Regions from separate parts of the Homo sapiens genome. Here region 2 is linked to region 1. Evidence: chromatin loops called from intact Hi-C (ENCODE). Cell type or tissue: heart left ventricle. All regions are shown on one strand. Each heading gives the region's core, and the rest is flanking DNA. Links, peaks and the distances in the headings are about the cores only. Region 1 overlaps AQP8 (aquaporin 8). Region 2 overlaps ARHGAP17 (Rho GTPase activating protein 17).

Evidence for each region. Hi-C counts contacts between places; a loop is a spot of excess contacts. Peaks named below come from ENCODE experiments on the same cell type or tissue, not always from the same donor. Only the 100,000 strongest peaks of a DNase experiment are listed, where the experiment ranks them.
Region 2: a loop joins it to region 1, with 3 times the contacts of the local background. A loop is called at or near these places in 5 of 110 quality-filtered maps.

Annotation. Positions count from the first base shown.
Region 1 is chr16:25,220,089-25,231,153 of GRCh38, forward strand. AQP8 (aquaporin 8) reads left to right here. Exons shown (of 6, transcript NM_001169.3): 3 at 1,369-1,495; 4 at 4,274-4,488; 5 at 6,980-7,114; 6 at 8,356-8,844. The coding sequence ends at 8,404. Among named protein-coding and RNA genes, the nearest start is that of AQP8, 8.7 kb to the left of the region's middle. In heart left ventricle, for the core only: a CTCF peak has its summit at 5,358 (motif pointing left); a DNase peak (open chromatin) is centred at 5,333.
Region 2 is chr16:24,925,087-24,936,151 of GRCh38, forward strand. ARHGAP17 (Rho GTPase activating protein 17) reads right to left here. Exons shown (of 20, transcript NM_001006634.3): 18 at 10,384-10,553; 19 at 5,698-6,318. Among named protein-coding and RNA genes, the nearest start is that of SLC5A11, 85 kb to the left of the region's middle. In heart left ventricle, for the core only: no CTCF peak of the experiment used is centred there; a DNase peak (open chromatin) is centred at 6,094.

The sequences.
Region 1 (11,065 bases), core at 2,458-7,457:
ATCTGAGGGCCTGGGCCCAGAGCTGAGCCAGACAAGTTGGGGTAGCTGGTCTCGAGCTATCAGGGTGTTGGACAAAGTCCTTTTGGGCAGAGCTGAGGTCCTCTGCCCAGTCTCAACTGAATGTCCTATGTCCTTTGGAGGATGGGTAAGCTCATTGGTGGGCTCTTTACATTAGGGGGGCACTTTGGTTCTCAAGTGACATGGGGAGTCTTGGGGTCCCTTTCTCTCTCATTGGGGAGTATCCATTCCTGGAAACCAGATGGATTCAGGAGGCCAAACTGTGACAATATTTCCTCCATCAGAGTGGGACTGGTTGGGACACTGATGTGAGTGCAGCCACCCTGGCTCTGGGGCCTGGGCTGGTTGAACATCTTGGTGAACACGAAGGCTCTTTACCCATGAGCCAGGGGGTGGCTGATCAACTGCAACCTGCCCTTTGACCTCAGGTTCTGACTTGTCTAATTCCCTTCCACACCCCAAACTCCCAATCCCAATCCCTAACCTGGTCATGAACCTCCAACTCCACCCCGTGATTCTCAATGCCATTTTCAGCCTGAACTCCAAATCTGCATTTTACACCCATCACACTTTCAGACCACAAGTAGGGTTTTCACTGGCTGAGCAGTTCAACCAATCAGGAGGTCTTATTCAGGGCCTAGCTACTCATAAAGGGAGACCCGGGCCGGGCACGGTAGCTCGTGCCTGTAACCCCAGCACTTTGGGAGGCCGACGTGGGTGGATCGCTTGAGGTCAGGAGTTTGAGACCAGCCTGACCAACATGGTGAAACCTCGTCTCTACTAAAAATACAAAAATAAGCCAGGCGTGGTGGCACACACCTGTAGTTCCAGCTACTTAGGAGGCTGAGTCAGAAGAATTGCTTGAACTCAAAAGGTGGAAGCTGCAGTGAGCCGAGATCACACCATTGCACTGCAGCCCGCGCGACAGAGCAAGACTCCGTCTCGTAAAATCAAACAAATCATAAGGGGAGGCCTGGATACCGCTCTTGGGCTACTAACTTGGAGCCTTGGTATCTCAATCTGACCTGTGGCCACATCTCTGAAGGGCTGGAGGGAGGCTTGGAGGGAGTCAGGGAGGAGTTAAGGGATGGTCTCCCTACACGCTCTTCCTCCAGGGCCATCCTGGGGGCTGGGCTTTGGACTTAGAGGCTGCCCTTTATCTCTTACCCTCTGCCTGGCATCTCAGGGAAAATGGAAGCAATTTGGTGCCTCTTTGTATTTGAGCTGGGCCCCGGACTGACTCTTGCCCTGAGAGGCCAGCCTGGTGGGTTGGCTGGGACACACTGTCTCAAGTGCCAGCCATGTGGTCAGCCCTGGGCTCATGACTTCCTCTGCTCTTGTGGGTTACAGTGGTGGACACTTCAACCCTGCGGTGTCCCTGGCAGCCATGCTGATCGGAGGCCTCAACCTGGTGATGCTCCTCCCGTACTGGGTCTCACAGCTGCTCGGGGGGATGCTCGGGGCTGCCTTGGCCAAGGTGGGTAAACCCCAGGGGCTGGGCTAGTCTTCCTCTCTGATGGGGCTGCTGGAGGTGCATATGTGGGTGTGTGTGTGGGACAGTGGGGAGTGGGGAAATGTCCAATCTTTTGCTTGTTTCTGCCAGTGGAATTGGTGGACGTTTTTCTTCTCTCTTTCTTTCTTATTGCATTTTATTGTATTTTTTATTTGTTTGTTTTTTTGAGATGGAGTCTTGCTCTGTCACCCAGGCTGGAGTGCAGTGGCCTGATCTTGGCTCACTGCAACCTCTGCCTCCTGGGCTCAAGCAATTCTCCCACCTCAGCCTCCTGAGTAACTGGGATTACAGGCGCATGCCACCATGCCCAGCTAATTTTTGTATTTTTAGTAGAGACGGGGTTTCATCATGTTGGCCAGGCTGGTCTTGAACTACTGAGCTCAAGTGATCTACCTGCCTTGGTCTCCCAAAGTGCTGGGGTTACAGGCATGAGCCACTGTGCCCGGCCTCTCTTTTTTATTTTAGAGATAGGGTCTCACTCTGTTGTCCAGGCTGGAGTGTGGTGGTGCAATCATAGCTCACTGCAGGCTCGACCTCCTGGGCTCAAGTGATCCTCCTGCCTCAGCCTCTTGAGTAGCTGGGACTACAGGTGTGTGTCACCACACCCAACTAATTTCCTCTGCCTAGGAAAACCAGAGACCTTTGTTCACTTGTTTATCTGCTGACCTTCCCTCCACTATTGTCCTATGACCCTGCCAAATCCCCCTCTGTGAGAAACACCCAAGAATTATCAATAAAAAATAAATAAATTAAAAAAAATTTTTTTCTGTAGAGGTGGGCTCTCGCTGTGTTGACCACATTGGCCTCCAACTCCTGGCCTCAAGTGATCTTCCTGCCTTGGCCTCCCAAAGTGCTGGGATTACAGACATGAGCCACCGAGCCTGGCCAGCCACAGAGTTTTCATAGCTTTATGCATAAATCCATGGATAGACTTTCTCCCTTCATCCCTCTTTTTCTTTTTTTTCCCTCTCTTTCTTTCTTTTCTTTTGCCCTTAAGTCTTGGTTCAGCCAGGGATACTTCAAGCCCTTCAAGATGTGGGCCTTGCTTGGTGTGTGTGTGGGGGGTGGTGGATGGGGGAGCTCTGTCAGCTTGGCTGTGATAGGGTCTGAAGCTGTAAGTGCTGACCCACCGCAGACTTTGTTCTCAAGCCTCACTTTACTGTCATCCCCTGCTGTGGTCTCTCCATGTCCCAATTTGAGAGCCACAGCCTGTTCCCCTGTCTATGGAACACGCCCGGGACCTTCCTTCTCGGCTTCTGCTCTGAAAAGCAGTGGCCAGACTCGAGCTCAAGCCCTGCCACTTAAAACCTGTCAAACATGGTTCTGACAGCTGCGGGGCAGCAGGGTTCCCTAAGCACATTCTTCCTGCTAAATGTTTTACACATATTCTCTTATTTCATCTCCCAGCAACTTTATGAAAAACCATAGTCAGTTCATAGAGAGCGCTTACCTTGTGCCAGGCACACCAACGGCCTTGTCTGTGAGCTGGGAGCTGTCAGTATCATCCCTATTTTATAGATGAGAAAACAGAGGTGCAGAGAAGCAGGTAACTTGCTCAAGTTCAGACGTGCCTGTAAGCAGCACAGCCCCGACTGGATCCAGAGTCCAGAAGCTTGTGCACTGCACTGTCTTTCCCCTTCGGGGCTGTGATAGCCCTGAGGCCGATCGCCCATAGAAATAATTGAGCTCAGGCTTCAGGGCTCTCCTGCACATGCCCCTTCCACGGTCCTGTGGGGGCTTAGCAATGAGTTCACCTGATCATATGTGTTTGTAAAGTTTCTAAGAGTAAGGTATTTTTAGCCACGCATGGCGGCTGGTGCCTGTAATCCCAGCATTTTGGGAGGCAGAGGCGGGAGGATCACTGGAGCCTAGGAGTTCCAGACCAGCCTGGGCAACATAGTAAGACCTTCCATCTCTACAAAAAATTTTAAAAAAAACATTAGGTGGGCATGGTTGGTATGTACCTGTGGTCCCAGCTACATGAGAGGCTGAGGTAGGAGGAACACTGGAGCCCAGGAGGTCCAGGCTGCAGTGAGCTATGATCGTGTCACTGCACTCCAGCCTGGGTGACAGAGCTAGACTCTGTGTCAAAGAAAAATAAAAAGATAGTTTATGTTCTTTTTCTCAAAGAGGATCATCTAAGTTACATAAGTTTTAGGTCTGTAACCTGGAGCCATGACTGGGTTATCCCCATTTTTCTTTTTCTTTTTCTTTTTTTTTTTTTTGAGACGGAGTCTTGCTCTGTTGTTCAAGCTGGAGTGCAGTGGTGTGATCTCAGCTCACTGCAACCTCTGCTTCCAGAGTTCAAGTGATTCTGGTGCCTCAGCCTCCTGAGCAGCTGGGATTACAGGTGCCTGCCACTTCACCCCGCTAATTTTTGTATTTGTAGTGGAGATGGGGTTTCACCATGTTGGCAAGGCTGGTCTCAAACTCCTGGGCTCTAGTGACCCACCCATCTCAGCCTCCCAAAGTGCTGGGGTTGCTGGCGTGAGCCACCACGCCTAGCCCCATTACTATTTTTCAGCTGAACAAAGTGAGGCTCAGAAAGGTTCAGTAGTTCACGCAGGGTCGCACAGTAAAATCTGGCAGAGCTGGGATGTGGATGCAGGTATATCTAACTGAAATTGGACATAACCCTTCACTGGCTCTTAAGGTGGGTAGCATGCGTTTTTTAGGCCCTCTCCCCTCAGTTTCCAGCTGTCTCTCTGCCCCACTGTGAGGCTCAGCAGCTTCTCTGTGCAGGCGGTGAGTCCTGAGGAGAGGTTCTGGAATGCATCTGGGGCGGCCTTTGTGACAGTCCAGGAGCAGGGGCAGGTGGCAGGGGCGTTGGTGGCAGAGATCATCCTGACGACGCTGCTGGCCCTGGCTGTATGCATGGGTGCCATCAATGAGAAGACAAAGGGCCCTCTGGCCCCGTTCTCCATCGGCTTTGCCGTCACCGTGGATATCCTGGCTGGGTGAGTGTCCCTTGGCAGTGGGGTGACCATGCCCAGATCTGTGCTGTTCAGCTCTGGGGGATTTCAGGCCTGAGGGTCACAGATTCAGTTGCTATTAGGGGCCAGGAAGGTGCTGCAAATGGGGAGGGGGGCTGGCATCAGGCAGACAACAGGGAGTGGTGGGGACTGCAGTGTCAGAGGTGCTGCAGTCAGTTCAGCTCTTGTCAATTATTGCTGGGTACATGGGTCTGGGCTGATGCTTTCATTCAAAGGAAGTCAGAAATTTAAATCTGTATGTGATGTTTTCCAATGTTGGTAGCGTAAATACAACATTTCTGTGAACTGTGTTCATTCGGTCAGCGGGCAGCCGGGTTTTAGCCTCAGGCTTACAAAGAGCATGTGTAGCTGTTGTCTCATTTATTTTTAGACTCCCAGCAGGCTTTGGAAGGGATTAAGTAGACAAGATTGGGGATGATGTCTCCCGTTTTATAGATAAGGAAACTGAGGCTTAGAGAGGACAGAAGTGACTTATTTAAGGTCAGTGGGCAGTGGCAAATTAAGTGATAGATTTGGGACAAGAGGCTGAGTGAACCCTTTTAATTTTTGTTGTAGAGATAGGGGTCACGCTCTGTTGCCCAGGCTGGTCTTGAACTCCTGGCTTCAAGCCATCCTCCTGCGTTGGCCTCTCAAAAGTACTGGAATTACAGGCATGAGCCACAGTGCCCAGCCCAGGGAGCCCCTCCCTAATGTCTGACTCTTTCCTTTCTTTTGGACACAGAACCAAGTCTAACCTTTCTCCTGGGTCAGCTCTCCCTCAACTTTGGGAGGTGGAGCCTGGGGCAGGCTGGGGAATGTGTGTGTAAAGCTGTGGCCATGCTTTGCTGCCCCCTAGTGGTCTTTGATTCACTTACAAGCCCTTTTTTTTTTTTTTAGCTCCGCTTCCCGGGTTCACGCCATTGTCCTGCCTCAGCCTCACGAGTATCTGGGACTACAGGCGTCCGCCACCACGCCCGGCTAATTTTTTTTTGTATTTTTGGTAGAGACGGGGTTTCACCGTATTAGGCAGGATGGTCTCGATTTCCTGATCTCATGATCCGCCCGCCTTGGCCTCCCAAAGTGCTGGGATTACAGGCTGAGCCACCGCGCCCCGCCTACTTACAAGCTTTTTGACTTCGAAGCTGGACACAGGGTGGGGATGAGGTCTACAGGCCCCCAGCTGGAGAGAATGGGGTAAAGACAGAGCCCCAGAACGAGAGGAGTGCACCTGGGGAAGAGTCTCCCTGTAGGATTCTGGGTCTTAAGCTTGTGGTGCAACAAGGGCCTCATCTGGACCAGCTAGATTAGTTAATGCTTTTTGTACATTAATTATATTCGAGGTGTGGGCTCCATTTGCATTTTCTCATTCACTCCTGATGACAACCTATGGGATAGTCACTTTCACCTCACCTGAACACAGAGAGGTTCATGGAGGTTCCCACACCTAGAACTATCTGGGCTGGGGTTTTTCTTTCTTTATATGTATATTTTTAAAGCTTTGTGGGTGAACCTAGTAGGTGTATATATTTCTGGGTTACATGAGATGTTTTGGTACAGGCATGCAATGCATAATTATCACATCAAGGTGAATGGGGTATTCATCCCCTCAAGCATTTATTTTTTGTGTCACAAACAATCCACTTATACTCTTCGTTATTTTATTTTATTTTTAGTTTTAGTTTTTGAGACAGAGTCTTGCTCTGTCACCCAGGCTGGAGTGCAGTGGCATGATCATGGCTCACTGCAACTTCCAACCCCCAGGTTCAAGCAATTCTCCTGGCTTAGCCTCCCCAGTAGCTGGGACTACAGGCGTGTGCCACTATTCCCAGCTAACTTTGTATTTTTAATACAGACAGGGTTTCACCATGTTGGCCAGGCTGGTCTCTAACTCCTGACCTCAAGTGATCTGCCTGCCTTGGCCTCCTAAACTGCTGGGATTTCAGGCATGAGCCTCTGTGTCTGGCTGAGGTTACATGAGATGTTTTGATACAGGTATGCAATGTGTAATAATCACGTCAAAGTAAACGGGGTATTCATCCCCTCAAGCATTTATTCTTTGGGTCACGAACAATCCTATGATACACTTTTTGTTATTTTATAATGTGTGGGCTGGGTTTTGAATCTAGGTCAGCTTGACTCCAAAAGGATTGAAACTGATTGACTTTCCTTTGTAGACTTTGGAGCAAATGTAGCTCCAGCTTCTCTTCCTGCCATCACCCAGTAGGCATTTTTGCTGGGCATTCTAGAGGAGTGTGTGGGGAGTGCTGGACTGCACGCCCAGCGGGGAGCCATGCCTTCTGCTTCCTGGTGCTAATAGCCCCTCTGCCTTCTTTAGGATCTACCCAGGAGCTCATGATGTAGGAGTTTAGAGAGGGTTTCTGGGTGGTGTGTGACTAGGCCTAGTTGGGGACATGAGTGTGAGGTGAGGTGGGGTTTGGCTGGGATCCTGGTGACCTTGGTGCCTGGGTGTTTGCAGGGGCCCTGTGTCTGGAGGCTGCATGAATCCCGCCCGTGCTTTTGGACCTGCGGTGGTGGCCAACCACTGGAACTTCCACTGGATCTACTGGCTGGGCCCACTCCTGGCTGGCCTGCTTGTTGGACTGCTCATTAGGTAGGAGTGTGACACAGGGTCACCGGCCCATTGGATGGGCACTTGGCAACATCTCCCAGAGAGTCCGGGACTAGAGGGCTAGGCTCTCACTTGGGTTTGGAAGAGAAAAGAGGGAGCCTCTTTAGAGGCAAAGAAAATGGCTCCATCTAGGAGCTTTGGTTGCAAGTGACAGAGATCTATTTCAAAATAGCTTATGTCATAAAGAGGAATTCATTGGCTCACATCATCAAAAACTTCACAGGTAGCAGTGGTTTCAGGTGGCGCTCAAACAATGTCTTTAGGACTTGGTCTTTCTCCTTTTCTTTTTTTGACAGTTTCCCTCTGTTGCCCAGGCTGGAGTGCAGTGGTGTGATTCTGGCTTATTGCAACCTCCGCCCCCGGGTTCAAGAGATTCTCCTGCCTCAGCCTGCCAAGCAGCTGGGACTACAGGCGCCGCCACCACGCCCAGCTAATTTTTATATTTTTAGTAGAGTCGGGTTTTCACCGTGTTGACCAGGCTGGTCTCGAACTCCTGACCTCATGTGATCCACCTGCCTGGGCCTCCCAAAGTGCTAGGATTATAGGCATGAGCCACCGCGCCCAGCCAGTTTTTGTGATTTTTTTGGTAGAGATGGGGCTTCACCATGTTGGCCAGGCTGGTCTCCAACTCCTGACCTCAAGTGATCTGCCTCCCAAAGCGCTGGGTTACAGGCGTGAGCCACTGCACCCGGCTTCATTTAATTCTGGGCTTTCAGAGTGGCAGCAATGAGCATCTTCAGGAAAAGGGTTAGAAACCAAGCAGGACCCGGGCATGTGGTTCACGCCTGTAATCCCAGCAGTTTGGGAGGCCAAGGTGGGTGGATCACTTGAAGTCAGGAGTTGGAGACCAGCCTGGCCAACATGGTTAAAACCCTGTCTCTACTAAAAATACAAAAATCAGCCAGGTGTGGTGGTGCTTGTCTGTAGTCCCAGCTACTCGGGAGGCTGAAGTATGAGAATTGCTTGAACCCAGGAGGTGGAAGCTGCAGTGAGCTGAGATCATGCTACTGTACTCCAGCCTGGGTGAGTGAGACTCTGTCTCAATTAAAAAAAAAAAAAGAAACCAAGCAGGAAACTGTCTCTCTCTCTGCAAGGGGATCTGGCTATTAAGGCTGGGGAGGCTCAGGAAGTCATCTTTCTGGAGACTTCTGAGCCTGGAGACATGACGAAGGGCTGGGTCTCACCTCCGGGGCAGAGACCTTACTGGGTCATCTTTCTTGCAGGTGCTTCATTGGAGATGGGAAGACCCGCCTCATCCTGAAGGCTCGGTGAAGCAGAGCTCGTGGGATTCCTGCTGCTCCAGGTGTCCTCAGCTCACCTGTCCCAGACTGAGGACAGGGGAGTTCCTGCATTTCCTGCCAGGGCAGAGGCCCAGAGGAGCGACCCCCTGCTTCCACTGCTTGGGCCTGCTTTCTCAGATAGACTGACTGCTGAGGAGGCTCTAGGTTCTTGGAATTCCTTTGTGCTCATCAGAGACCCCAGCCTGGGGAACACGCTGCCCGCACTGCCCAGAGAGCAGTGCAAACACCACAACACGAGCGTGTTTCTTGAGAGGAATGTCCCCGAGTTGGACAAGGAGGCTGTTTCTGCACATCAGCTCATTTCCCGCACCCCATTTCTTGCTTGATTGCTTTGTTGGGGGCCTGGCCACTTCCTTGCTTCTCAAGCTGACAATTCTCACTTTGCAATAAATAGTCCAGTGTTTCCTTCCACGTGCTCACTGGCTTGCCTTTCATTTGAGAAATGGGCACTGCTGAGGAGAAAGCAAGCAAAAAAAAAAGTCTGGGGTTAGGCCTTGGCTGGGGTTAGGCCTGAGCTGATCCCACAGCCCAGCTCAGAGTCCTGGGCCATGGCAGGCTCTTGAAGTTGAGGCCAGACCAGAGCCTGTCTCCACTTGGACGGGCCCATCCTGGAGCTCTGTCTGGAGCTCAGAGTGCATATTGAGTCCAACTTGGAGTCTAGTCAGAGTCAATTCCAGATCACAGACCTCAGGACCCTGCTGAAAACCCCCAGGCAGAGTCCAGGGTCTGGCTGAGTGCCCAGTGCTGTCCCTACTCGAGTGCTTGGTGCTGTCCAGGACATGGGTCAGCCCATTCATTCACTCTAGGTGGGGAGGTGGGGGGGTGGGTGGGATTGGGATGGGCTGCAAGAATTTCCTGAGGAAATATTAGGTTGGTGCAAAAAAAATTTTTTTTTTTGAGACAGAGTCTTGCTCTGTCACCCAGGCTGGAGTGCAGTGGCATGATCTCAGCTCACTTCAACCTCTGCCTCCCAGGTTCAAGCACTTCTCCTGCCTCAGCCTCCCAAGTAGCTGGGATTACAGGCATATGCCACCATGCCCAGCTAATTTTTGTATTTTTAGCAGAGACGGAGTTTCACCATGTTGGTCAGGCTAGTCTTGGACTCCTGACCTCAAGTGATCCACCCACCCCGGCCTCCCAAAGTGCTGGGATTACAGGCGTGAGCCACAGTGCCCAGCCAGTTGCCCAGCCAGCCCATTACTTTCAATGGCAAAAACTGCAATTACTTTTGTGCTAACATAATAGAATCCTGAACAAGTGACACAGTACAGGCCTGAAGAACCAGTGGCACTTGGGTGGAAGATAGGAGTATAACAGATAAGAAAGGACGGAAAGACACACCCTGGAAGTCACCCCTTCGAAGTAGAGTATGTGTCTTCTCCATAAGAATCGATGGGTCATTTATGGAAGATGATCATTATAACACCAGAAAGAAGGGCCAGGGAGAAACCACTCTCAACAACAACCGAAAACTCACCCACTTCAACAAGATGAGCAAAATGCTCACTTGAGCAAAAATGAAGAAAATCACCACTACAATAAGAGATTGTCCATGGAGGAAATAGATTCACGATATAGCCACACATCCAAACCATTCTCAGGGAAAAGGAGAATAACAAACAAGAATAACGATGACAACCCGACAGAATAGAAAAGGGGAGGAAAAAATATGATACAATCAGAAACAAGCAAATTAGGACATTTACAGAGTTCAAAATGGGTCAGCCATGGTGTTTCACGCCTGTAATCCCAGTACTTTGAAAGGCCAAGGCGGAGGATTGCTTCAGGCCAGGAGTTCGAGACCATCCAGGCAACATGGCAAGACCCTGTAACTACAAAAAATAAAAAAATTAGCTGGGCAGGTGGCACATGCTTGTAGTCTCCTCTACTTGGGAGGCTGAGGTGGGAGGATCGCTTGAGCCTGGGAGGTTGGGGCTGCAGTGAGCTATGACAGCACCAATGCACTCCAGCCTGGGCAACAGAGTGAGATCCTGTCTCAAAAAAAAAAAAAAAAAAAAAAAAAGGCCAGGCGCTCTGGCTCACACATGTAATCCTAGCACCTTGGGAGACTGAGGTGGGAGGATCACTTGAGGTCAGGAGTTCAAGACCAGCATGGCCAGCATGGTGAAACCCCTTCTCTACTAAAAATACAAAAATTAGCCAGGCATAGTGGCGGGTGCCTGTAATCCCAGCTACTTGGTAGGCTGAGGCAGGAGAATTGCTTGAAACCGGGAGGTAGAGGTTGCAGTGAGCCAAGACCATGCCACTGCACTCCAGCCTGGGCAACAGAGTAAGACCCTGCCACAAAATAAAGTAAAAGAAGAGTAAAAAATATTAAAAGTTACTATTTTGTTTGGTGAAATAATGAAATAAATCTTTGATTAATCTAGTAAATAACAAAAGATATACATCCATACATATATATACTTATATGTATATAGCTAACATTTATGGAGAGTTTATTACATGTTAGGCACTGTGCTGAATGCTTTACACGTATTATGTCGTTTACTCCCTACGACAATCCTATGAGATAGTACAGTGGGTTGAATAGTGTCCTCCCGAAATCTGTGTCAGTCTACAGTCTTAGAGTGTGACGTTATTCGGAAATAGGGTCTTTGAAGATGCAATT
Region 2 (11,065 bases), core at 3,814-8,813, 290 kb before region 1:
AGAATGATGGGGCCAGGTGCGGTGGCTCATGCCTGTAATCCTAGCACTTTGGGAGGCAGAAGTGAGTGGATCACTTGAAGTCATGAGTTGGAGACCAGCCTGGCCAATATGGCAAAACCCTGTCTCTACTAAAAATACAAAAATCAGCCAGGTGTTGCCACACCTGCCTATAATCCCAGCTACTTGGGAGGCTGAGGCAAGAGAACTGCTTAAACCAGGAAGGCAGGGGTTGCCGTGTGCCAAGATTGCACCACTGCACTCCAGCCTGGGTGACAGAGCAAGACTCTGTCTCAAAAAATACACAAAATAAATAAACAGAAGAATGACAGTCCAACCAATCTGGCTTTGATCCTCTTTGGTTGAAGTAGAATTGTGTAATTTTATCAGGAACTGATGATTTCTCGTCAGTTTTCTAGGGCTATTAGAGACTCTGAGTCAACTATTCAGGAGTGATTCTGTTCAAGTCTCACTGGATGTTATCTTGACACAATTCTGATTATCTACTTATTAAAAATAAACTGCAAGTAGAAACAGAAGCCACTTAAATATCCAACTAGGAGTAATAATACATCTGGTTGATGAAACATTATGTAGTCACTGAAAAACATGGTTCTAAAAATTACATTATCACATGAGAACGAGCATATGATGTAAAGTGAAATAAAAGGATCCAAATCTGTCTATGTCAAATAATTATGCTCATGTACCTCCTTGCCTTCTAGAAAAACTAAAAGAAAAAAAGGGGCGGGTGTGGTGGCTCACGCCTGTAATCCCAGCACTTTGGGAGGCCGAGACGGGCAGATCACAAGGTCAGCAGATCGAGACCATCTTGGCTAACATGGTGAAACCCTGTCTCTACTAAAAATACAAAAAATTAGCTGGGCGTGGTGGTGGGCGCCTGTAGTCCCAGCTACTCGGGAGGCTGAGGCAGAAGAATGGTGTGAACCCAGGAGGCGGAGCTTGCAGTGAGCCAAGATCGTGCCACTGCACTCCAGCCTGGGGAACAGAGTGAGACTCCGTCTGAAAAAAAAAAAAGAAAAGAAAAGAAAAGAGAAGAGAAGAGAAGAGAAGAGGAGAAAAGAAAAAAAGTAGAATATAAATGGCAGACTTTTTCAATTGTATAGCTACAGTTGATTTCTTATTATTTCCATTTCTCAAGAGTTTTAATATCCATGCTTATTTTTATTTATTTGAGACAGAGTCTCACTCTGTCACCCAGGCTGGAGTGTAGTGGCACGATCTCAGCTCACTGCGACCTCCACCTCCTGGGTTCAAGCAGTTCTCCTGCCTTGGCCTCCCAAGTAGCTGGGATTACAGGCACCCACCACGACACCCAGCTAACTTTTTGTATTTTCAGTAGAGATGGGGTTTCCCCATGTTGGCCAGGCTGGTCTTGAACTCCTGACCTCAAGTGATCCACCCGCCTCAGCCTCCCAAAGTGCTGGGATTACAGGCGTGAGCCACCGTGCCCCAGCTCATGCTTATTTTTAAAAAGGCATTACTTACATGACATAAGAAGGGTGAGAGTTTAAAAAGCAAACACTATGAAATTAGCCAGCAAAGTGTCCAGGCTTATGGCTACTTTGTGAGTGATTTGGTCTATCTGTGGTACAGTGGACTAACGCCTCACAGACAGTCTCAGGCTCACTAAATTATATGAATGTATATGTTATCTCCTTCTGCAGAGCATTGTCTTTTTAACCCATGAAAGAAGTGAGATTCAAAAAACCAAGTGGTGCATCAGAATCAAAATATGGATACCTGGGTTCCACCCCCAGTCTCCTGTGTTTGGGTCCTAGAAGGCCGGGTCCGGGCGTATGAGTTTTTAAAACCCTGATATGTGAATCTAACATAGAAATCTGATTAAAACTATTTTCTTCTAGATAAAAATGATAAATAGCAGGCCAGGCACAATGGCTCACACCTATAATCCCAGCACTTTGGGAGGCTGAGGAGGCCGGATCACCTAAGGTCAGGAGTTCGAGACCAGCCTGGCCAACATGGTGAAGCCCCGTCTCTACTAAAAATAAAAAAAATAGCCAGATGTGGTGGCAGGCGCCTATAATCCCAGGTACTCAGGAGGCTGAGGCAGGAGAATTGCTTGAACCTGGGAGGCGGAGCTTGCAGTGAGCCGAGATTGCGCGTATATTAAGAACTGTAACTGGCTAACAGAATAATCTTGGACTTTCTCTTATTTCATCTTCAACAATTTAGACAGATGTCACCACTTTACAGATCAGCCAGGTTGTGCCTAGCCTATGTTATACCAAGAGCTGAAATTCTAACTCAGTCAGGTCTGACTCCATAATGTGTGTTCTTCCTACTATACCTCAAGCTTGCCTGATATGGAAAAGAATGGAAATTAAAGAAGTAACAAGGACAGCCCTGTGACCACCTGTTCCACATCTGGGTACACACTTAGTATTCCGAATCATTGCAGCAAGCATCAACAAAGCCAGTCCTCCTTCAGTGCATGCACTATTAGTAGGGATGCAAGCAGGCAGGGTTAGGGTGGCCAGTTAGTAACAGGCATGAGTGCACAAATATGATCATCAAGTAGCAAAAATGCATTGGCCAATCAGGTGCCTTTTCCTTACCATTAAATATTCCAATCTCAGTTCTTACTGAATATGGCAGGTCATACATCTAAATTATTTAATAAAATGTTTAAATTAGAATACTCTTTGCTAAAATCTATTACTTCAAAAATAGCAAGATGTAAACTCTTTTACATGGGAATTAAAACTCTTACTGCTCTCTAGAGTCACAATTAACAGGAGACTCAAAATGATGCCAGAATGCCGGCATCCTCCAGTGCTGGTGCTGAGCTGTGAGAAGTTGGCTGCCAAACCTGCTTGGCAGCAATAATCTCCCCCCAAGAGTTTATCTTAATCCCATTAGCCTTAACCCAACTCTTTAAAACTCTAACTTAATCCAATTCTAAAGGAATAACCTGTTTTCAGGAATTTGTCCATCTAAAGTTTTCTAAGTGAAAACATTATGTCATAATAAAGGACCATCCTGTCCAAGGAAGTTATATATTTTTTCCTCCTTGAAAAACCCAATGGCTACATCCAAGAATGGTTAATAGCAGTATGATCAATACTAGCAGATTAAAAAATTCTAAATGTTGGCCTTCTGTGTACTTTCAGTGGGAGGCCAGGGGATTTTAAGATAGTACAGGTTAATTCTGTAATACAAAGATAACTCTGGTAACCTGGAATTTCTTGAGTTAGGAGAATTCATAGCATAGACCGGTTTTTAAATAGCTAGTATCTTCGGGAAACACATTTTTAATGTAAAATTTCACTTATCTAATAATTACAGGCAGTATATTACAGTGTTGTAGCAGATCAGTAAACTAAACTTGTGGAATAAATACACCCCGGGTAACAATGGTATTAAAAAATAGGCATAATTCTGGTTTGCAATCTTTCATTTAAATAAAAGGAAATATCTGATAATAACATTTTGGTGTGTCACAAGCATGAAATTGTGGAATCGCACCCGGGCCTCCTCCCTGTTTTGAAGGCTACACTCTGGTTTTCCACTTACGGTTCCTACAGAAAGTCTTACTCAGACCTAAGCTGTGAGCACTCTGGCTAAGGGGCCCACAGTAGGCCTAAGGCTCAGGCCAGCTGATTAAAGCAGCTGTACATATGATGAGGGCCTTATGCTGTCCACATGTAGACCCAGCGGCAGACTTAGATGAGCTCACAGTGCCTTTTAAAAAGCTCATATGGTTTAATAAAGCAAAACGTAAGCATGCTAGGATGCAAAGGAATTTAAAATAATTCAGTGTAGGGTATTTGGCGGAAGATTTTTTTTAATTTTTTGGTCTTGAGAATTTAAAATATCAAATTAAGAAGCTCCATGCAGTTAACTTGCACTTAAAATACAAAAATTTAAAATTAAAGCTCAAGACACAAAGGACACAATTTCCTCCCGTGCTGACTGCACCTGGGTCCTCTTTGGTTGGATGCTGGTGAGCCCATCAGTGACAGGTAAATCACACTGGGAAGAGTAGACTGCTGCTAAGAGGCTCACCAAAAAGATAGAAGATATTCCTTTTTTTTTTTTTTTTTAAAAAGAGGCAGGGTCTCACTCTGTCATGCAGGCTGGACTGCAGTGTGCAGTGACACAATCACTACCCACTGCAGTCTCGAACTCCTGAGCTCAAGCAATCCTCTTGCCTCAGCCACTCAAAGTACTGGGATTAGAGGCACGAGCCACTGTGCTTGGCCCCTAAGAAAGAAGATACTCTTCAAGAGCAGCTTGAAATCAGGCTCTTGATCTACTGACATCTACTCCTCGAATTTGAAGCACTGCAGCTCAAAGTGCTTCTGATAAAAATAAAGAAATGTCAATATGCTACAGAATGGATGGCCTATTGGCTGTCAGGGCACACGGTCAAACGGCTGCTCCTGAGCACATGGTCAAAAGCACATATGCAAAACACGGCTAAGCAGGAGCATTTGGAGCTGTGGGGCGAGCTATGGGGCAAGCTGCTCGGGGCCATTACAGACCTTAGTCCTGGAAACCTTCCCCACCTGTGAGGGCACTAGGAAGGGCATCTATTGGGAAACAAAACAAACAAACCAACATGGCTTTGTTGTTTTCAAAATAAAAGCTCTGATGGCATCAGAAAAAAAGTTATTAACCATTTATAACATGTGCAAATTATGTATTATATTCCTGAAAAAAGTTATCAAAAGCTGTTAGAATCAGTTAACCGTCACCCTTTGGGTTAATGGAAACCTTGGCACATTTTTAGCTGCAAAGTCACTCAATATGGTTGGAAAGCCCAGAGGTGTATTTCAGCTTCTTTTCCGAAAGTGCCTCCACTTAGAACAATTTAAACTAGGCTGCTGTAAGAAATTATTTGAGGCCCCTAATTACCATTTTTAAAAACACACTAGAAACCCCCATATTCATCCTTAAATTAAATAATAAATTAGAGCATTTGGGATGGAAATATTCTTGAAATGTTAAATAAAATGGTCATGTTCTAGACTATTAAAAATATGCCATTAGGTAGCCCACTAAAACCTGTACAATCACCACCACTTCCAAACAGGTTCCCACTGGGTCTACAGGAAAATCTTGATTCTTCCCTCCCAAGCCATTAGAACATGACAGTGCCCTGAGATCTCCCTTCTGGAGCATTCAATTTGGCATAAATCATGTTTTTTAAAGTTATACCTGAAATTCTGTACTTAATATGAACACTTTTACTCTTAGAAGTACTGTTTAAGCATTTTAATGAGGAATTCACTAAGAAATAAAGTTCATGCTCGTGTTGTAAAATACCTTCCACCTGGAATAAAAGCCATTATGTTGAGAAAAATGTAAACGTACATAGGTCTTAAACACACAAGCAACTATAAGTCAGGGGTCGGCAAACTTAAAGGACCAGGCAGTAAATGTTTCCAACTTTGTGGGCCACAGGATCTTTGGTCACGACTACCCAGCTCTGCTGTTTCAGCACCAATGCAGCCACAGACAATATGTTAACAAATGGGTGTAGCTGTGTTCCAATAAAACTTTAATGACAAAAACTGGCTGCAGGACAGGTTTGGTTTGGCTTGCGGGTGTAGTTTGCTGACACCTGGCATAAATCAAAGCTTAAATAAAATGTAGTAGTACAAAAGCAATGTAGAGCAGACGAGGAAATACGGGCATTGATGTCCTACTTACCTGTTACTATCTTGGAAGCTGTTGGTGCTGTGTTGGTGAGGCTGCTGTCCCCAGCTGAGTGGACACCAGGAGGTTGGGGGGGTGGGGGCACGCTGGGCCGGTTCCTTGGCTTTGGTACTGGTCTCGGTCTCGGTAAGGTTCCAGCATGTGGCTGTGCAGTTTCAGGGTTACCCCCTGCCAGGGTCTGAGGAGCTGGCAGACTGGGGTTCTGTTTTCCTAGGGGCGGAGTACTGGGGGGCGTTGGAGTCTGGGGAGGGGTGTGAGATGGCTGCTCAAGTCCATGCTCACTGGGCAATGCCATGGGGTTGGGAGGGCCCTGGCTATTGGGTTTGGTGTGCATCAGTGGCGTGGCCTGCGTAGGGGGCTGCGGCGGTGGGTGATTGGGAGCTTGGATTGGAGACAAGCTGCTGGAGTACCTCCGGGGTGCTGAGAGCTGGGAGGGGGCGGAGGGCTGGCCTGGAGGCTGGCCCGTGTGCTGGGTGGGAGGAGAGGGGCTTCGGGTGGGTGGCTTTGGTGACAGACTGGGTGGATGCTGAGATGTTCCTGAAGAACTCTGGCCCCCGGGGTGGCCAGGAGGTGGGTTGCCCGGTTTCGGGGGTGCTGGAGCGGGTTTTTTAACAGCTGCACAAAAAGAGAAAAAACACCTTTCAGTAGGAACAGTGAGGCAGCAACCAACCCTGGCCAGGAGCCCAAATTTAACATCACCAGTAATAAGGTACACCAGCATCATGTACCTCTGATGAGAGGTGGTCAGGAGGGCACCACACTGTGTCTTCCTCCCCAAAGCCCATAACCCATCAGAAGAACATCTGACAAACACAAATTGAAGGCCTTTCTTCAAAATGCCTGACCAGTACTCTCCAAAACCATCAAGGCCATAGAAAAGCACAGAAAGACGGAGAACATGTCACAGACAGCAGGAGACGAAGAAGATACGATGACTACATATAATGTGGGCTCCTGGATGAGATCCTGGGACAGAAAATGGACATGAGTGGAAAAACTAGGGAAATCTGAACAAAATGTGGAGTCTAGTTAATGGTAATGAACCGCAAGGTGCAGTGGCTCACGCCTGTGATCTCAGCACTTTGGGAGGCCAAAGCAGGCGGATCACTTGAGTGCAGGAGTTCAAGGCCAGCCTGAGCAACGTGGCAAAACCCCATCTCTACAAAAAACTACAAAAATTAGCCGGGCGTGGTGGCATGCGCCTGTAATCCCAGCTACTCATGAGGCTGAGGTGGGAGGATCCCATGAGCCTGGGAAGTCCAAGGCTGCAGTGATCACACCACTGAATTCCAGCCTGGGCAACAGAGTGAGACCATTTCAAAAAAAAAAAAAAAGTTGGGGGGGATGGGGGGACTAGCCCAATGTTGACTTCTGAGCTGGGGTAAATGTGCCATGGTCATGTAACACATTAACAACAGGGGAAACTGAGTAAGGGGCATATGGGAACTCTCAGCATTATCTTTGCAACTTTTCTATAAATTCAAAATTACTCCAAACAAACAAGTTTATTTTAAAAATTAAGTACATTATGCACATTTGAAAGGGCTTTAAAGGCCTATCGTTTTGAAAGTTCAATAAGAAGAAAACTGTTAACAGAGGCCACCCCAATGACACGGAAGTGCTGCCCTCAGCCCACTTAGCAGCCTCCTCATTAGGGCCCCATGGGAAGACGCAGAAAGAGGCAGAACAGCCAGGAGGGACCACCAAGCATGACTAGTTCACCCTGATATAACATGACCCCTGATCCCAAGCCACCTTCTCCTTGAGAGTTTGATTGGTTTGATTGGTCTTAATAACAGAATTTCTACCAATTCCGCAACCATTTGAGTTAATAGATATGTCCTGGACAAAAGCATGAATAAATCTGGAAGAGTTGCCTTAGAATTATTTCTCTAAAGAGAGCTGAATCACATCACTCTCCTCCCTACACCAGCTGAGATCAGGGATAGGAACCTGGGACTGATGAGGGCAGGAGGGAAAACAACAGATCTGGGGCTCTGGTTTTGGGCTGGGAGGGGTAGGGGGAAAGGAGAGATTTTAGCCTTTTTCAAACTCTGCTAAGATCCTACTGGTTCTCTAAGAAAGAAGGAGAAGGAAATGAAGGAAAGAAATGAACATGTATCACTCTTATCACCAGTACCAAGTAAGGCCTTTTATATAAATTATGCACATTATAATTTATATAAATTATCTCATTCAAGTTTCATAAGCTCATTGCAGGGCAAGCTCTGTTATCCCCATTTTCACAGAGAAGAAAACTGAGGCTTGAAGAGGGCCAGTGTTTGGTAATAGGTCACACAGCTAGTAAGGGGCAGAACTGAGACTCCTGCCCATGACATGTGGACTCCCTGAATGCTTTTTCCTCTTCCTCCTTCCCCTATTCCCCGGCTGCCTGTTTACAGGGCCCAGAATTCAGGATTGAAAAGGGTAAAGTCTCGGTGGCTCATGCCTGTATTCCCAGCACTCTGACTGGCTGAGGCAGGAAGATCACTCAAGACCAGCCTGGGCAACACAGTGAGACCCCGACTCTACAAAAAAATAAAGCAGCCAGGCATGGTGGCATGTGCCTGTAGTACCAGCACTTTGAGAGGCCAAAGTGGGAGGATCACTTGAGTCCAGTGGCTGGAGGATGCAGTGAGCTATTATCACGCCACTGCATTCCAGCATGGGTGAGAAAACGAGACCCTGCCTCTAAAAAACATAAGAAAGGAAAAAAAAAAAGAAAAAAGGGTAAAGTCTACTCTGCTACACTGGTCTGGAACTTTCAACCCTGGAACTCAGAAACCACCAACCAGCTTACATTAGCTGTACTCCAGACTGCCATCGGCATTTAAAAAAAAAGTCTAGTTTTCTGTTCTAAGCAATACTAATTGTAAAGTCATACTGAATAAAAGCTCGTTCCTGAAATTTAAGGGTGTGAAGAGGATGGGGAGAGGGAGCGTGGGAGCAAAGTGTCAGGGGGAGGGGGCTGGGAGAAATGGAGGCCTTGTCTGAGACCACCTCAGAGGCGCAGGGGGTGGGGAAGGAAAAAAGAATCAAACCCATCCTGCGAAGAAGCCTGGGAGCTGTGATTTCGGGAAGCATGAAAGACTCTGAATGCGGCTATAAGGAAAAGAGTCTTCTTAATCCAAAACCAGAGTCACACCTGGAATCTAGGTCCAGAAGACTAACTTCCCTCAAGGATCAGCTGAGATCCTGATAAGATGACAGGGCCCAGAGAGGCAGCCTGAAGAAGAATAAAGTGGGGGTCTGCAACCAAGCAGTGGACTCGGATTTGCCTCCCTGCCTATGATTTGTAGAAATTCCACTAACATTTGTGTAGTGCTTTGTAAAGACCATGCTTCTATAGACAGACACAGTGAATTTAATCCATTTTTTTTTCTTTTTTCGGGACAGAGTCTTGCTCTGTTGGCCAGGCTGGGGTGCAGTGGCACAATCTTGGCTCACTGCAACCTCTGCCTCCCAGGTTCAAGCAATTCTCCTGCCTCAGCCTCTTGAGTAGCTGGGACCACAGGCGTGCAAGCACCATGCCCGGCTAATTTTTGTATTTTTAGTAGAGATGGGGTTTCACCATGTTGGCCAGGCTTGAACTCCTGGCTCAAGTGATCCACCCACCCCGGCCTCCCAAAGTGCTGGGATTACTGGTGTGAGCCACTGCGCCTGGCCTCTCTTTTTTATTTTAGAGATGGGGTCTCACTCTGTTGTCCAGGCTGGAGTGCGGTGGTGCAATCATAGCTCACTGCAGGCTCGACCTCCTGGGCTCAAGTGATCCTCCTGCCTCAGCCTCCTGAGTAGCTGGGACTATAGGTGTGTGTCACCACACCCAGATAATTTTTAAAATTTTTTTTGTAGAGGTGGGCTCTCACTATGTTGACCAGATTGGTCTCCAACTCCTGGCCTCAAGCGATCTTCCTGCCTCAGCCTCCCAAAGTGCTGGGATTATAGGTGTGAGCCACCACGCCCAGCTGGAAGAAGTGATTTTTGAGGTGAGACCTGAATGGTAAGAAGAAACCATGTGAAGATATGGGACAGAATGTTCTGGAAGCCCTAAGGAGGGGATGAACTTAGTTCATTCAAGGAACCAAGAGTGGAGTGTGTTGAGAGGAGGGAGTGTAAGCTCTGGGCTCAGAGGTAGGCCCCACCAAAGCACAGAGAACCCAGGGTGAGAAGTTCGCATGGAAGCCACTGAAGAGTTTAACCAAGAGACGACATGATCTGCTTGGAGTTTTAAAGCAATTCCCCTGGCTGCTGGGTGGAGGACTGCAGGGAAGACAGGTGGGAGCAGTTCAGATTCTGTTAATCAGGACCTAGAAAGCCTTCACCCCAATTCCGAAGCAAAAGTGCCTCCCAGACCCACAAAGCTGAGAAGTACAGAGGCTGTGGTAGTCTCCAAACAGAGCGAGGGCTTGGGACACCAGGAAAACTGGGAGCATTTCTGCAGAACTGACTGTTTGTTAAGCTTTGTCACGCCTAAGGAAAAACTAAATGTCTGCTTTTCTGTTCTCTATTTTTTCCTTTTTCTTTAATGACTTTTCTCTTGAATGACTGAATTTTCTGCTTGGGATTTTACAACAGACATAGAAAAGATCTGGCCACAAACCTCACCATCTGAATCCTTGCACTAACTTAAGGAGGTCTGCACAGGCTTCCCTGAGGGCAAGGAGGACGGTGGCTGCTTACCTCGGCGCAGTGTATGCGGGCTGGGCCCTGCAGCATTGTGAGGTTGGCCCATGGAGAGCTGGTGGGAGCCAGCAGCTGCCTGGGGCTGATTTTGGCCAGATGCTATCTGACTGTTGTTTCTCCCTGGTGCTGGCACAGCTGCAGATACAGGGTCCTTCGGTTTGGGAGGACTAAGAGGAGTAAAAGTCAAGTTAGACGTCAGACAATCCCAGCTAGAAAATCTGAACATACTGCACATAAAACATAAGATTCCAAGCAGAGTTTTCACTTCGGCAGGCAGGAAAAGGATCTGAAATTCTAACTAGCTCACACTGGGCTTATAAAGCTAATGTTTACTTGGTGCCATATAAAGAGCTAATGTTTACTTGGTGCCATTTTTTTTTTAAGAGATGAGGTCTTGCTATGTTGCCCAGGTTGGTCTCAAATTTCTGGACTCAAGCAATCCTCTCCTGCCTCAGCACCCTGAGTAGCCGGGACTATAGGACTATTTATTTTATGAGATTCGTTGCATCAGACTGGACTCCAACGACTCTGCCACTCCAGTATCATCAGAGAGACCATTTCAAAGCAACCAATGCGGAGTTTTCAGTTCTACTGCGTTTGGACTTAAATTGGGCAGTACTTAATACCATGAAATGGCTTTTACATGTTGACATATACACTGTACAAAACTAAGCAAAAG